Regions from separate parts of the Mus musculus genome. Here region 1 is linked to region 2. The links are chromatin contacts, found by POLR2A ChIA-PET in ENCODE. All regions are on one chromosome and are shown on one strand. The core of a region is the stretch at or near the end of the contact, and the rest is flanking DNA. Distances in the headings are between cores, read along the strand shown. Region 1 overlaps Pvt1 (Pvt1 oncogene). Region 2 overlaps Pvt1 (Pvt1 oncogene).

What was found. ChIA-PET counts read pairs that join two places held with the same protein, here RNA polymerase II (POLR2A).
Region 1: POLR2A ChIA-PET joins it to region 2 with 19 read pairs in embryonic stem cell. The contact joins two enhancer-like sites. POLR2A ChIA-PET finds 5 or more read pairs at or near these places in 3 of 5 experiments (Patski and embryonic stem cell).

Annotation. Positions count from the first base shown.
Region 1 is chr15:62,177,439-62,183,988 of GRCm38, reverse strand. All of the region lies in intron 2 of Pvt1 (Pvt1 oncogene), which reads right to left. Among named protein-coding and RNA genes, the nearest start is that of Pvt1, 140 kb to the right of the region's middle. Within about 2 kb of position 2,513, at least 1 of the 3 ENCODE cell types and tissues checked has a DNase peak (open chromatin) inside an H3K27ac peak, as active enhancers do.
Region 2 is chr15:62,126,408-62,132,960 of GRCm38, reverse strand. The region is part of intron 1 of Pvt1 (Pvt1 oncogene); the gene reads right to left. Among named protein-coding and RNA genes, the nearest start is that of Pvt1, 92 kb to the right of the region's middle. Within about 2 kb of position 5,045, at least 1 of the 3 ENCODE cell types and tissues checked has a DNase peak (open chromatin) inside an H3K27ac peak, as active enhancers do.

The DNA.
Region 1 (6,550 bases), core at 1,264-3,763, 54 kb before region 2:
TTGTCCTTGAACTTCTCGGTATCCGTAACTCTGAGAAAATTTTACCCTGAAGCCAAGGATAATAATTTGTCATTGCAATGAGCGGAGGCCAAAACAGAGTGTCTCCATAAACCAGACCAGAGCCTAGGTTGCTTTTTCTGCTTTGAATTTACCTCTTCTCTGACAGGTGCCAAATCTATGCAGGTATTTGCTTTTCTTTATACATATGCATGCTTCTTTGAATGAAAATGGCCCCTGTAGGCTCATATTCAAATGCTTAGTCCTCAGGGAATACCACTACTTGGGGATTTAGATTAGCAGATGTGGTCTTATTGTAGGGGTGTTTCATTGGAGGTGGGCTTTGAGGTTTCAAAAGCCCAAGACAGACCCAGTATCTCCCTCTTCTGCTGCGTGCAGATCAGAATATAAGACTCTCAGTTCCTTCTCCAGAACCTTGTCCGTTTTTGTTGTTGTTGTTGTTGTTTTTGGTGTCACCATAATCATGGGCTAACGTCTGAAACTTAAGAATACCTTGTTCATGACATCTCTTCATAGAACACTAAGACAATATGATTGTCCACATCATTGCAAATATAAAACCAAAGATACTTTACTTAGAGAGAGAGAGAAGCCATAGAGCTTGTTTTTTCTTTTCTCTCGTAAAGGTAGAGTTGTTGAGGCAAAGTCTCTGGCAGCCCAGGCTAGCCTTAAACTCACAATGTAATTGAAGGTAGTCCTGAACCTCTGATCATCCCTCTCCTGCTTCCCAAGAGCTGGGATGACCTGTGTATCTCATCCCGAGTTAACATTTCATTCTCATACCCTATTGTATCCTGCAGTACTTGCAAATAAGATGTGACTTGGACCTGGGTTCTACAGACACTATCACAGTATAGTATTTGAGATACATACGTACATGGAAGCTGATCCATATAAGAAGAAAGTTATAGGCATAGGCCATGGGAGCCTATATATAAATATATAAGCCTATAAGTAAGCCATGGGAGAACAGCTAGAGAAGCGTCCTGCAAGCTGAGAAATGCCTAGAGCGTCCAGTAGTCATTAAAAGCCCATGGAAAAAGGGCAGGCTCTTCCCATGGATCCCCTGGATTGTAGGGGCATCACCATATCAGCTTTGCTGCCTCCACAGCTACCGGAATGCATCCCAGAGGATTTGAGCAATCTAGCGTGTTTCAGATTGTTTAGTAGCCCCGAAAAACTAACAGACACCCTGTGCTGGCTAGTTTCATGTCAACATGACACAAGTTTTATGCAGTCATTTGGGAAGAGGGAATCTCAACTGAGAAAATGCCTCCAGCAGATTGGCCTTCGGGAAAGGGTTTTGTGCTATTTTTCTTGATTGATGATTGATGTGGAAGGCCCAGCTCACTGTGGGTGGTGCCACCTAGGCTGTTGGTCCTACCTACTGTTGAGAAAGCAGGCTGTGTGATCCAGGAGGAGTAAGCAGCACTCCTCGATGGCCTCTGCATCAGTTCCTACCTCCAGGTTCCTACCCTGACTTCTCTGGATGATGGCTACAAGTTTGTCATGGTGTTTTATCACAGCAGCAAAAAAACTAATTGACACACACCACCAATGAATCTCCTCACTTCATGGAATACAGAAAGGCTGAAGCTAAGTAAGAAGCCATGGAGACAAACTTTACCACACCGGCAAAAGTGAGTTTGGCATGCAACTGGTCATCAGTTTGAGCATATTGAAGAAGAAGCCCAAGTCACAATATGAACTATAGAAAGTACAATTATTTCTGCTTTACAGTGACATGAAATTTTGTTGACATGCCTGATGAGGAAGGAGAGTGCACTCAAGAGATATTTCAAGGAGGCTATTATGGGCTGTTTATGCCCTCATAAAATTCCTATGTTGAATCCCTAACCTCCAAGGTGATGAGAAATGTCATGCGAACAGAACCCAGGAACTACAATAAGCATCCTTAGAAAAGACATGCCAGCAAGCAGCCTTACCTCATCCCCCAGGTTAGACCTGGAAGACAGGGGACCATGAGTCAAAAAGCAGGCCCTTGCCACACACTAATGACGTCGGTGGCACACAGTCGGGGATGCCTAGCCTCCAGAACCAGGAGAAATCAACCCCTGTTGTTCCACAGCCACACAGCCTAGAGTCCCACTTCCTTAGAGCAGGCCAAATGCACTAAGACAGGAGCTGAGGGGACAAGAGAAAGAAAGAAGAACTGAGTAAACCCTTCTTGCTCTGTAAGTATTGGAAAGTGAAGAGGGAACAGGAAGCTCTTGTGTCTGATGGGGGCCTCATGTAGGTCTAGAGGGTCACAGGAAGTATTTCAGGCAGCCTTTAGCTACAGGGCCCCTCACAGAGGAAAGCCCCTGGAGAAGCACCTGCCCTATGCTCCGCCCCAGGTCAGCCTCATTTCCCCTCTCAGCATTTGCCCTTGGTCTATTTTGACAAGGCTATTTCCAGTCTATGCCCTCACATACTCCTGCAGACACATGAACCCTGCCCACCCTGGGGACCGACCAATGTCATGGAAAACCCAAAGCCTTACTTAACACCATGTGCAGCAGGCTCTGGGGGCTGTCGGTGACACCCCCCCCCCCCGGCCTGTCGACTGGAACATAATAGGCTGCAGCTAGGAAACAGGGCTTCCCGGCACAAGCTGCAAGGGGGAGTAGGTGCCGTGGAGAAAGTGGGGGCTGCAGGGAGTTATGGGGGGGGGGGTGGCGCTGAGGGGTGTGTGTGGCAATACTCTGAGTCTCCAAATGACAAAGTGGAATCTGGATTCCAGCTCGTGTGACTACAGGAAAGGAGAGATTGGTGCTACAGAGTCTCATTAGGGCTCATCAAGGGAAGCGTCACAGGGCTATCTTAGAATGGTGAGAAAGGACAAGACAAGAATTAAACCTGAGAGAGAGTAAGAAAGGGAATGGTGGGATAGGAGGAGCAGCAACTGAGGCAAATACACCACCTCGGAATGGGAAGAAGCAAAGTAGTAGGTGCAGAACTGAGGAGCCCAGGGCCCTTCTGGGCAGCATGCCTGAGAGGATGGAGATGAAGCTTGTGAAGAGCATGGGACACAGAGGCCCCGTGGACAAGACACAGCTGTCACTGAGACAATGCTGCCAGGGTAAAGAAGTACTACTTCAGCAGTGGCACCATCAGCGAAGAGGTAAACAGAAGCCTCAAATCTTCTTTTGAATACCTATGTCTGGCCACCTGGCCATCAGTCCTTCAGAGCCAGGCTCTTTGGCTTCATTTGAGCCACTGCCTCCTTTGTAATGAATATCCACAGGTACAATAGCCAAAATATTCCTGAATAGGCAACATAAGTATGGAGAGGAAAGAAGATGAGATGAGATGAGATGAGATGAGATGAGATGAGATGAGATGAGATGAGATGAGATATGAAAAATAATATACTTGAGCTAGTCCCCTAATTCAAAAGCAATGTCCCCAGTATTATTATTATCTTCCTCAACACCAACATTACTAGAACCAGCTACTCCTCCAGCAGCATCACTACAGCATCATTGAAGGAAAGCAACTCCTTTAGCAGATAGAATACTGTGCTGTGAGGTCTCCTAGCAGGATTCAGGAGAAGGGACTGAGGGACTGATACAACATACACACATCTGAAGGAAGGACCAGAGTCCTAGATGAATCCCCATCAGGTCTTGAAAGTGAGGTGTTCAATGGGTCACAAGGTATAAGACCAGAGCAAAGCCAAAGCTCTCTCTCTATACATAGTCCTAGCAGCCTGATGCTGTAAAAACAGCAGTGCTCATTACAGGCCAAGTTGTAGTGATGAGGAAGCAAATATCATCAATCAGTGGGGGTTCTGTATTGGGTAAACATCAAAGCAGGGGCATAGCCAGATAAGGACAATAACTTATGATGACTCGATTTGGTCTACCTTGTTGCAAAACTTGGATTGGAAAGGAGTGCTTTTGTGCCCTCAGCAGTCTAAGTGCGTTCAGCTTGTGGCCTGAGGTGGATGTCAGCCAGCTGATTCAGACAATTGAATACATTGTGTCTCCCCAGTGTCTCAATTGATGGTTAGATACATTGTGTCTACTCAGTGTGTCAATTTGGCTGGGCCAAGAGCTACAAAGGGAACCAGTTAAGGACATTTCTAAGGAGGATTGATGATGGTGTTTCCAGAGAAGGGAGGGAAAGTGAGTGAGTGTGGTGAGTAGCTTACATCAGTATGGGTGAACATCATCCAGCCCACTGAGGATCAGAACTCAAGGATGCCTAGAAAGCTGAATAAGGAAGCAGGAGAAGCAAGTTCATTCTTTCTCTGCCTGGGCACTTGCGCTGAGACACTCTTTCATAATTCTGTCTATGCACACAGCCAGCTTCTCTAGTTTCCAGGTATACACAGCAGACCATCAGAACTTCACAAGCTCCATGATAATCTCTGTCAATGCCTTATGAAAAATAAATCCTTCTCCATATAGACACAGATATTGAGATACATGTCTATCTTTCATTGCACATTGGCTCTATCGTTCAAGACAATCCTGACTAATATATCTAGATTCCCCACCCCAACCCCCAAGACAAGGTTTTTCTGTGTGGCTGTAGCTGTCCTGAAACTCACTCTGTAGACCAGCCAGGCTAGTCTCAAACTCAAGAGATCCTTTTTCCTCTGCCTCCTAAATGCTGAGATTAAAGGCATGTGCCACCAACAACCTGAAATATTTTAATGATAGAGATAGTAGCTTATATATAGCTAGAACCTCAACCTGCTATAGCACCTGACTTGACACAGAAGAGTTGAGGACAAGGAGGGCACTGGAGCATCCTGCATTCATTACAAATAATGAATAACAGAATAAGAGCTAAGGCTATGCTCTCAAGGGAAGTTACACAAATCCCAGGCCCAGCTCTGCATAGTCAGATTCACATCCCACAAAAGTACTGTAGAAAGAATCCGGCTCATCTTCAGAAGAAATGAGCTGGTAGGAGGGGGTAAGTGGAGACGGGAAGGGGATGAGAAGACGTGGGGGAATAGGAAAGGAGGGGGAACCCTGCTGGAGAAGAAGGCAGGAGACAGGAAAGGGTGTCCTCATCAGACAGGTCCAGAAACAGAAGCCCCGTGTTCTCTTGGGAAAGCCACTACAGCTAGCAGCCTGATTTCAGGCTATGCAATTGCCCCCAGATTCCAGCCATGGCCTTCTGAATTGCCTAGGCATGGGAACAACAGCTCTTCCTCAAGGACCGCAGGCGCCCTGCACAGTGGCATCCTGCGGTATCTCAGTAAATACTGAGCAATAAAAAGTAAACACTTGTGCAATAAAAAGAAAGCAGACGGGATGGAAAGAACTTTATGAACTGTGAAGTCCTAAGCAGATGGTAAGGCGTGCTTTGCTTCTGGAAGCAGGCAGGGTAGCCCTTGTTTGGAAGGGGCAGACTTCAGTGTCATCTTTGCTTTGAAGACCAAAGTCAGGATGCTGCCATTCAATTGACACTAGAGACCCTAAGTATGTCCTTTAAGCCTGTGTTGATGCCAAAGGTTCAGGTTAGTGAGAGAATATCTAGAGCCATCTAAGTAAATATGAATTAGCCTGGAAGAAAGGCTGAGAGCCAAGGGGGGAAAAAAGTGTCACTTCTTCAAGGTATATCAAAGCCTGTGAATCCAGTAAGGACCCCTGTGAATTCCACAGCCAGGCCTTTCTTGATTTAGTTATAGCTGGGATGCACATTTCTCTGTGTGTCCAGCTGCTAGAGTCATACTCACAAATGCTCTTGACTTTAGCTGCTGCTCCCACCTCTACGGAACCCATCACGATGGTCATCACAAAGAAAGCATGTGACCGGGCATCATCAGAGACAGACGTCATCAGAAAAGACACAATTAGGCACATTCCCCCCCCCCCTAGATGTACAAATCCCTCCTCTTCATTTGCTTTCATGATTTGACATTCATTGAGCTCCGCCTTTAGCACTAAAAATACACTCTAGGTCAAAGGCACTGTACTAAAACCTCGGTATGAAACCACAAGAAACCGTAATAGACAAATGGGCCAATATTGGAGGTGGTTTGAAAAGACGTTGCTGTCACAGGGAGAGTACAATGAGCCACAGTTACTACTGTGAAAACTGACAACCGGAAACAACCTTTCAACATGTACCTTGTGGCTAATGAGTAGTGCTGGCTTGTGTCTATAGGCAGGAAAGCAGAAGCCCACAGATGCCCTATCATTAAAGCCAATGGAGGCCAGGAAGGGCACAGTCAGGCAAAGAACTAAGAATAACAGACATGGAAAGAGACGCTAGGGAGGAACCCAAAAGGGAAAGGGGGAGAGTCAACACATATATGCTATCGGTATCTTTGGTCTACTTTCTATATAACACCCTTAGTTATGATAGCTTATTAATAAAAGGGATTCATTTTAGCTCATGGTTCTAGACACTAGGAAGCACAAGACCAGGTAACTTTATCTAGTAAGCTTCTGGGGAGTATCTTAGGGCAGGAAGGGAAATGAGTGTATCCGTAAGGAAAAGATGGGGCGAATCAAGAGGCATCAAAGATAACCCACTGTATTTTAAAGGGGCAGGATAGCTATTCATG
Region 2 (6,553 bases), core at 3,796-6,295:
CTGCCTTGCACTGTGCCCCAGGGCTCTGGGGATGCCTGAATTTCCTCTATTCTCCCCAGTTTCTATGAGCGAAGAGAAGACAGCCTTTGTCACCAAAAGCTACTGGATCTGCATGTACCAGGAACAGTTTTTGAAACTAGGTAGGGTGAGACATGAGTCCCTCATGCGTCTATGCCAACAGCTAGTTCTCACAAGCCATGTGTACAATGAGCGTAGTCATGGCAATGACAGACAGACAGACAGACAGACAGACAGACCAGGCACACACACACACACACACACACACACACACACACACACACACACACACATGGAACTCACCTACTTCATCTGAGCATCAGGGGTGCCAGGGCTCAGGAAGGGCACTGAACTACTGGGAAGCAACTGGTCAGCCTATAACCCACCATCTTAAAAACATATTCTTGTGTGTCTTTGCATGGTGTGTAGCTGTGTGTGTGAGTGTGTGCAATGTTTATCACATAGCACTGTCTGCAGGAAGATGTCAGGCCAGCTTTGTGGGCTCGGGTCTCTCTTTTCATCTTTACATGGGTTTCAGAGACCAAGCTTGAGTCACCAGGCTTTGTGTCTCTGCCCAGTTGTCATCCCAGATTCCCTACACCCTACCTTTGTGTTTTTTTTTCATCTGGGACATGAACCTGTCTAGCCTCAGTTTCCCTTGTCATGAAACATCTGAATGGTCTGTCTTAATTTTTCGTTGCTGTGACAGAACACCATTACCAAAGCAACTTATAAAAGAGCTTCATTGGGCTACAGATCCAGAGGGCTAGAGTCTGTGATTGTGGAGTAAAAACATAAAGACAGGAGGTTGCAGCAGCAGCTGAGACCTCAAGGTTTGATTCACAAGCAGGAGGCAGAAAGACCACACTGGGAAGGGAACACATCTTTTGAAACATCAAAGCCTCCTTCCAGTGAAATACCTCATCGAACAAGGCTTCCTAGTCCTTCCCAATGGCATCCACCAACTGAGACCAACTATGTAAATACATGAGCCTACGGGAGCCATTCTAATTGGGCCATGTAAATGTTTAATGTGAATGCCATTCAGACTTGTTTACATGCAAAAACTACTGCAGCTTGGGGTCTGAAGTATCCCGAGGGTTCAGTGACAATGAATACCCAGGTAGGCCAGAGCTCCCACCAGGGAGTAAGGTTAGACAATTCCATTCAGTGGTCCCCTTTGTTGGCTTAATCTGTTAAGATTAAAACAAACTAAGCTACAACTGAGGTAGGGTGAGAAAAAAATCTTGCCCAGAAACTTCAAAACCCTGCCCAAAACTAAGGGGAAAGCTCTGGTAGCGGAGGATTCCAACAGTTCCATGACCCCATGATGCCCTTTGGGGCCTGGTGACCTCTCAAAGTGGCCAGAATGCAGTGACCAGTCAGTCATTCCACCAGCTGTGTTAGGTAACAGCTTTCCCAGCATCTAAAAACCACCCCCGTTGTGTTAGGCATCCCCACCAGACCTATTTGTACCAGGAAGGACCAGCAATACAGATAAACAGGGTCCCCAGAGCTACATAAAGATGCAAACCCTATAGAACCTCTCCTATCCTGGCCACCACCGATTTCTGCACAAATGTGAGCAGCAGAGTTAGCAGGACACAGGTGACAAGCACAGTCTTCATCCTCAAGGACTTCTCAACCTACCCAAGGAGCCTGCCTGGCACAAAGAAACAAGCCAGATGTTCTGGAACACGATTGTTCATCCTAGCACCCAGGTAGCCAAGACAGGAGCTCAAGGCTAGCCTGAGACACATTGTGAGCCCCCCCCCCCCCATCCCATCTCCATTTAGAACAAACAAACAAACAAAAAAACAGTAAGAAGGAAAGAGAGACAAGGCTGGAGGGAGAGAAAGCAAATGAGAGAAAAAGGAAAAAGCCTAGAAAGGACAGAGAGAGGTGCAGACAAGATGGGAAAGAGGAATCTAGGCAGAGGAAACCATAGAAACCAAAGGATGGGCATGGCTGGGTATAGCTGTTCACCAGAAGAGATACCGGTTAATTATATGTGACTCTGGGTTCAACCCCTAGCACCTCAGTAAAGAAGAGCAAAAGGAATTGGAGGTGGAAGATCTTGCCATCCTAAGGAAAGCACCAGTGAAAATAAGGACCAGATATTTATAGTATGTAGGACTAGTGTGGGAAGGGGCAGATACCTCATCTCTTAAAAAAACTAATCAACAGCTGTTTCTAGCTGTGACCTGAAGTGACCCACGTCTTTTGCCCTAGTGTGTGTGTGTGTGTGTGTGTGTGTGTGTGTGTGTGCGCGTGTGTTGGGGGGAGGAGGGAAAGAGGTGCATTCTATGACATACTCTAAATATGTACAAGTCATGAATTAAGCTCTGCCCCATCCTCCTGCCTGTAGGGGTTTTTCTCAGTACACAGTTCCTCACAGCGTGCAAACTTCCTTCCCTCCCTTCCTCCCTCATGACAAGTCTCATGTCTTCAGAATTCTCCCAAGCCTGTTCCTAATTTCTTCTCTTGTTAAGTCCCCTTCTAGATCTGCTAGGAGCTGTTGCCTTTTCTGCTCTGCTGCTAACTGGGGCCCTCCAAGGGTTCTTTAGGCTGCTCTGCAGTTGCTCTTCAGGGTCCCAAAACGGATAGTGTCTTAGTCAGGGTTTCTATTGCTTCAAAGAAACACCAAAAGCAATTGGGGGGGGGGGGGAGTTGGCTTACTTCTAGATCATAGTCCATCACTGGAGGAAGTCAGGACAGGAATTCAAGCAGGACTGGAACCTAGAGACAGGAGCTGAAACAGAGGCCAAGGAATGGTGCTACTGGCTTGTATCGCATAGCTTGCTCAGCCTACCTTCTTATAGAGCCCAGGACTACCAGCCCAGAGATGGCATGACCCACAATAATCTGGGCCCTCCCCCGTTGATCACTAAGCCATTGAGACACAAACTACCCACTAGAGATAGTAAGCACATGCCTGCATATTTGCATGTATGTACGTGTCAGTATGTGCATGTGCCTATTTGTTTGAGTGCAGTGTGGAGGCCAGAGGACCATGGGTATCAATCATTCCTTCAGGTGCAACATACCACCCACTCCCTTAAGAAATGATCTATCAGTGCCCTGGAATTCGACATGTATGTAGTATGTAGGCTGTCCAGACAGTCCCAAGGATCTTCCTGCCTCTTTTTTTTTACCATCACTGGAATTATAAGCATGCAACACCGTGTCCAGCTTCTTTTTTTATTTTCAACTTTTAAACATGAATCCTGGGGATAGAAGCAAATCCTTATGCTTGCAAGGCAAACATCTACTATAACTACACTATCTCCATAGCCCACTGCACATTTTAGTGATTCGTCTCATGAGCAGTGCTCTGCCTCCCCACATTCAGAAGCAAGGTTCCCCCAGACAGTACTACTGCCTTCTTTACATCCCTCATAACACTACCAGTACCCCAGCTTGAGTCAACGTCCTGCCAGCCCTGCTCCCAGCCCATAAAACTGGGTCGTGGTTCATTCAAGGCACACAGTTTCTGTCAGTTGACCAACCTTGAAGAAAACAAGCTTTTACCCAACCTCACCATTGCCATTTCATTCAAAACATAGACACCTCTGGAGCTGGGTAGTGATGGTGCACACACACCTTTAATCCCAGAGGCAGGTGGATCTCTGGGAGTTCCAGGCCAGCCTGGTCTACGGAGCTAGTTTCAGGCCAGCCAGGGCTACAGAAAGAAAGCTTATCTCAATAGCACTGCACCACACACACACACACACACACACACACACACACACACACACACAAATGTAGATCATACTGAAAAGAACCAGCACTTAACACTGTCTGAGAGCTGCTTGCAAATCAACCAATGGAAGGGAAGCAATTTCCTCTGGTCCGCTGACTATAGGTACAAATTATCTTTCCCAGGAAAAAACAAACTCACACGTGAATACCTGCAATACCAGATTTCCGTTTCCTTGCAGTAAAGCAAAGCTTAGTCATCTGTAACGTATGGAATGCAGACTCCCCATAGCTTTACCATGCCTTCATTTTTCACAGCTGTCTTGCTTCTGAGTAATTTGGTAACAATGTCCCCACAAATTAGCGTTATCTACTTTTTCCAAAGGCCTACGTTTTCCAGGGACCACCTCATAAGAAACTCCGGTTTCTCTGTGTATATAATATGTAATTACCAACACAACTAACTTTTGGCAAGCACACAAATCAGCTGGTGGCGGCTAGCATTCCAGGCACACCAGTATCAATAGTTAACATTTAACGAGTGTTTACCATACATCCGCCAGGAAGCACTGTTCTAAGCCTTCCTGTGCATTAACTCATTCACCTCTCTAGAAAGCAGGAATGCAGTCAGGGATTATAAACGAAACAAACAGACACAAAGAAGCTAATGAACATACTGGGACAGAAAAGTCTAGGTAACAGCTTAACTCGTTGCCCGTGAGTCTATAAGCAATCAAAAGCAAATTCATACCATCACACACACACACCACACAGTAATAACAGTAGAACAATCAAGGTTCACGTAGACTAAAAAGGGTCCAGCAGGGTGAGGGAAAAAGGAATGAAATGATCAAAATTGATAGTATAGATGTACAAAAACCTCCTAATGAAACCTGTTACTATGAATAATTAGCTGGGCAGTGATGGCACACGCCTTTTGATCCCAGCACTTGGGAGGCAGAGGTGGGTGAATTTTTGAGTTCGAGGCCAGCCTGGCCTACAGAATAAGTTCCTGGACAGCCAGGGCTACACAGAGAAACCCTGTCTTGGGGGGGGGGGGGGGGGGGACTATGAATAATTAATACTTGCTAGTAATTCTTTAAAGTAACAAAATGGATCTTTTAATGTGGGAAACTGGGCTTCTGTGTAGCAGCTACTCAGCCCAGCTCCTTAGAGGGACGGTGGCCTCATTTTGCTTTGTAAAGGGGATTTGCTGTGTCACTGAATGCACGGAGTGAGCCAAACAGAGGTCAGTTCCGCGTTCTAGCTCTTCACGCTCTTACTGACAGCTGTTTACAAGGTCTGGCAATCGGTACGGCATCCATGTGGCTGGGCTGGATGTTAGCAATGAGTTTATGAGTGCTTTGTTTTCACGTGGCAACAACTTGGTGTCCCTGCGCAAGACTCTGTGCCATGCATGCTTGCAGGATCCCAAATGTAAAGGACCCACATAGAGTCTCGGTTACCTGAGCATAAGCTGTGGGTATGGAGTAGAGAAAAGGATTGGGGGTGGGGGTGGGGGGGTTAATCCTCCATCTGTAAATATGTCCCTGTGTTTAGTCACTGGGAGAAACACGATCCCTGCCTGGATGTAGACACTTAGCAAGGGGCACAGGATTTGGAAATCCCCACAAGCTGGTGAGAGCAGTAAAGATGAGAAACTGGGATGAAAATGGAGGGCCAAAGGGTGAAGAGTAAGGGGGGGGGGGGGAGGTGTTCTCTCCCACTCCTGAACAGGTCAAATCCCCATGAGGCCAGGGCTTTTGGATGGTGGTCCAAGAGAGGCCATGAGACAGGGGCTGTGCAATGAGGACAGACAGCTCCCTGAGGGGTCATGGGAGCCAGGTACCCAGCCTTGGGATCCTAGCCTAGTGTTCTTTCTGTTGTCTCAGCTACAGAGACCATCAGAGTCCAGAGCCCTCATTCAGTTTGCTTTGCAAAGGTGATCTGCTCAAAGGATATGCAGGCTCTCAAGTTGAGGCAGACTAGGAAACAAGAGATCCAAAGAAAGGAAGGCCCATCTATCCCCACGCTCCCTCCTGAAGCCAGGAGAAAACTGTCCATAAACCAATTTGTAGACAAGAAGGTCAAGTTAAAAACAAGCAGGTTAGTACAATGCTGTGCCCCTTACCCCAGCCCTCAGGGAACAGGAGGGCCCCACTTTGAAGACTGGACAGAGCTACCAAGCCAGGGTCTATCTCACAAATAAAGAGAGTATATGGAGGACCAAAGTGGGTTGAACTACATGTGGCTTACATAGCAGAGTGCTTGCTTAGCACGTTCAAGGCCTGGGTTTGATCAAGAGAACCATATACACCAGGCCCAGCACAGCAGTGTATGTCTATGATCCTAGCATCCAGGAGCTGGAGATGACAAGCTATTCTTCCAGGACTGGACATCTGCCTAGCATGTGTACAAGGTACTGGGTTCAATCCTCAGTATCAAATACAACAGGAAGGGAAAAAAGAAGAAGAAGAAGAAGAAGAAGAAGAGGAGGAGGAGGAGGAGGAGGAGGAGGAGGAGGAGGAGGAGGAGGCGGCATGAGAGAGGAAGACAAATCTGTCTCTTGAAACAATTCCAAAAGGGAACACAGGAGCCTCACAGCTCTTCAGCCTGCAGCAAGGGGACACATTCAGCTCACAACAGCTGGGTGCTACCTGAAGTGCAAAAACAGATGATGCCAAAAGGCAGATGGATCAGATCTGGTTGGTTCTAGAAGCCTAAGCTACACATCTTCTGTTTTCAGTGATGCCTGTTTAAAAAGACAGGAAGGACCGAATGGATTTTGCCACTCACCTCCCCAAGAAGCACCATTAAGAAGGTAGCAGGCGGGCCG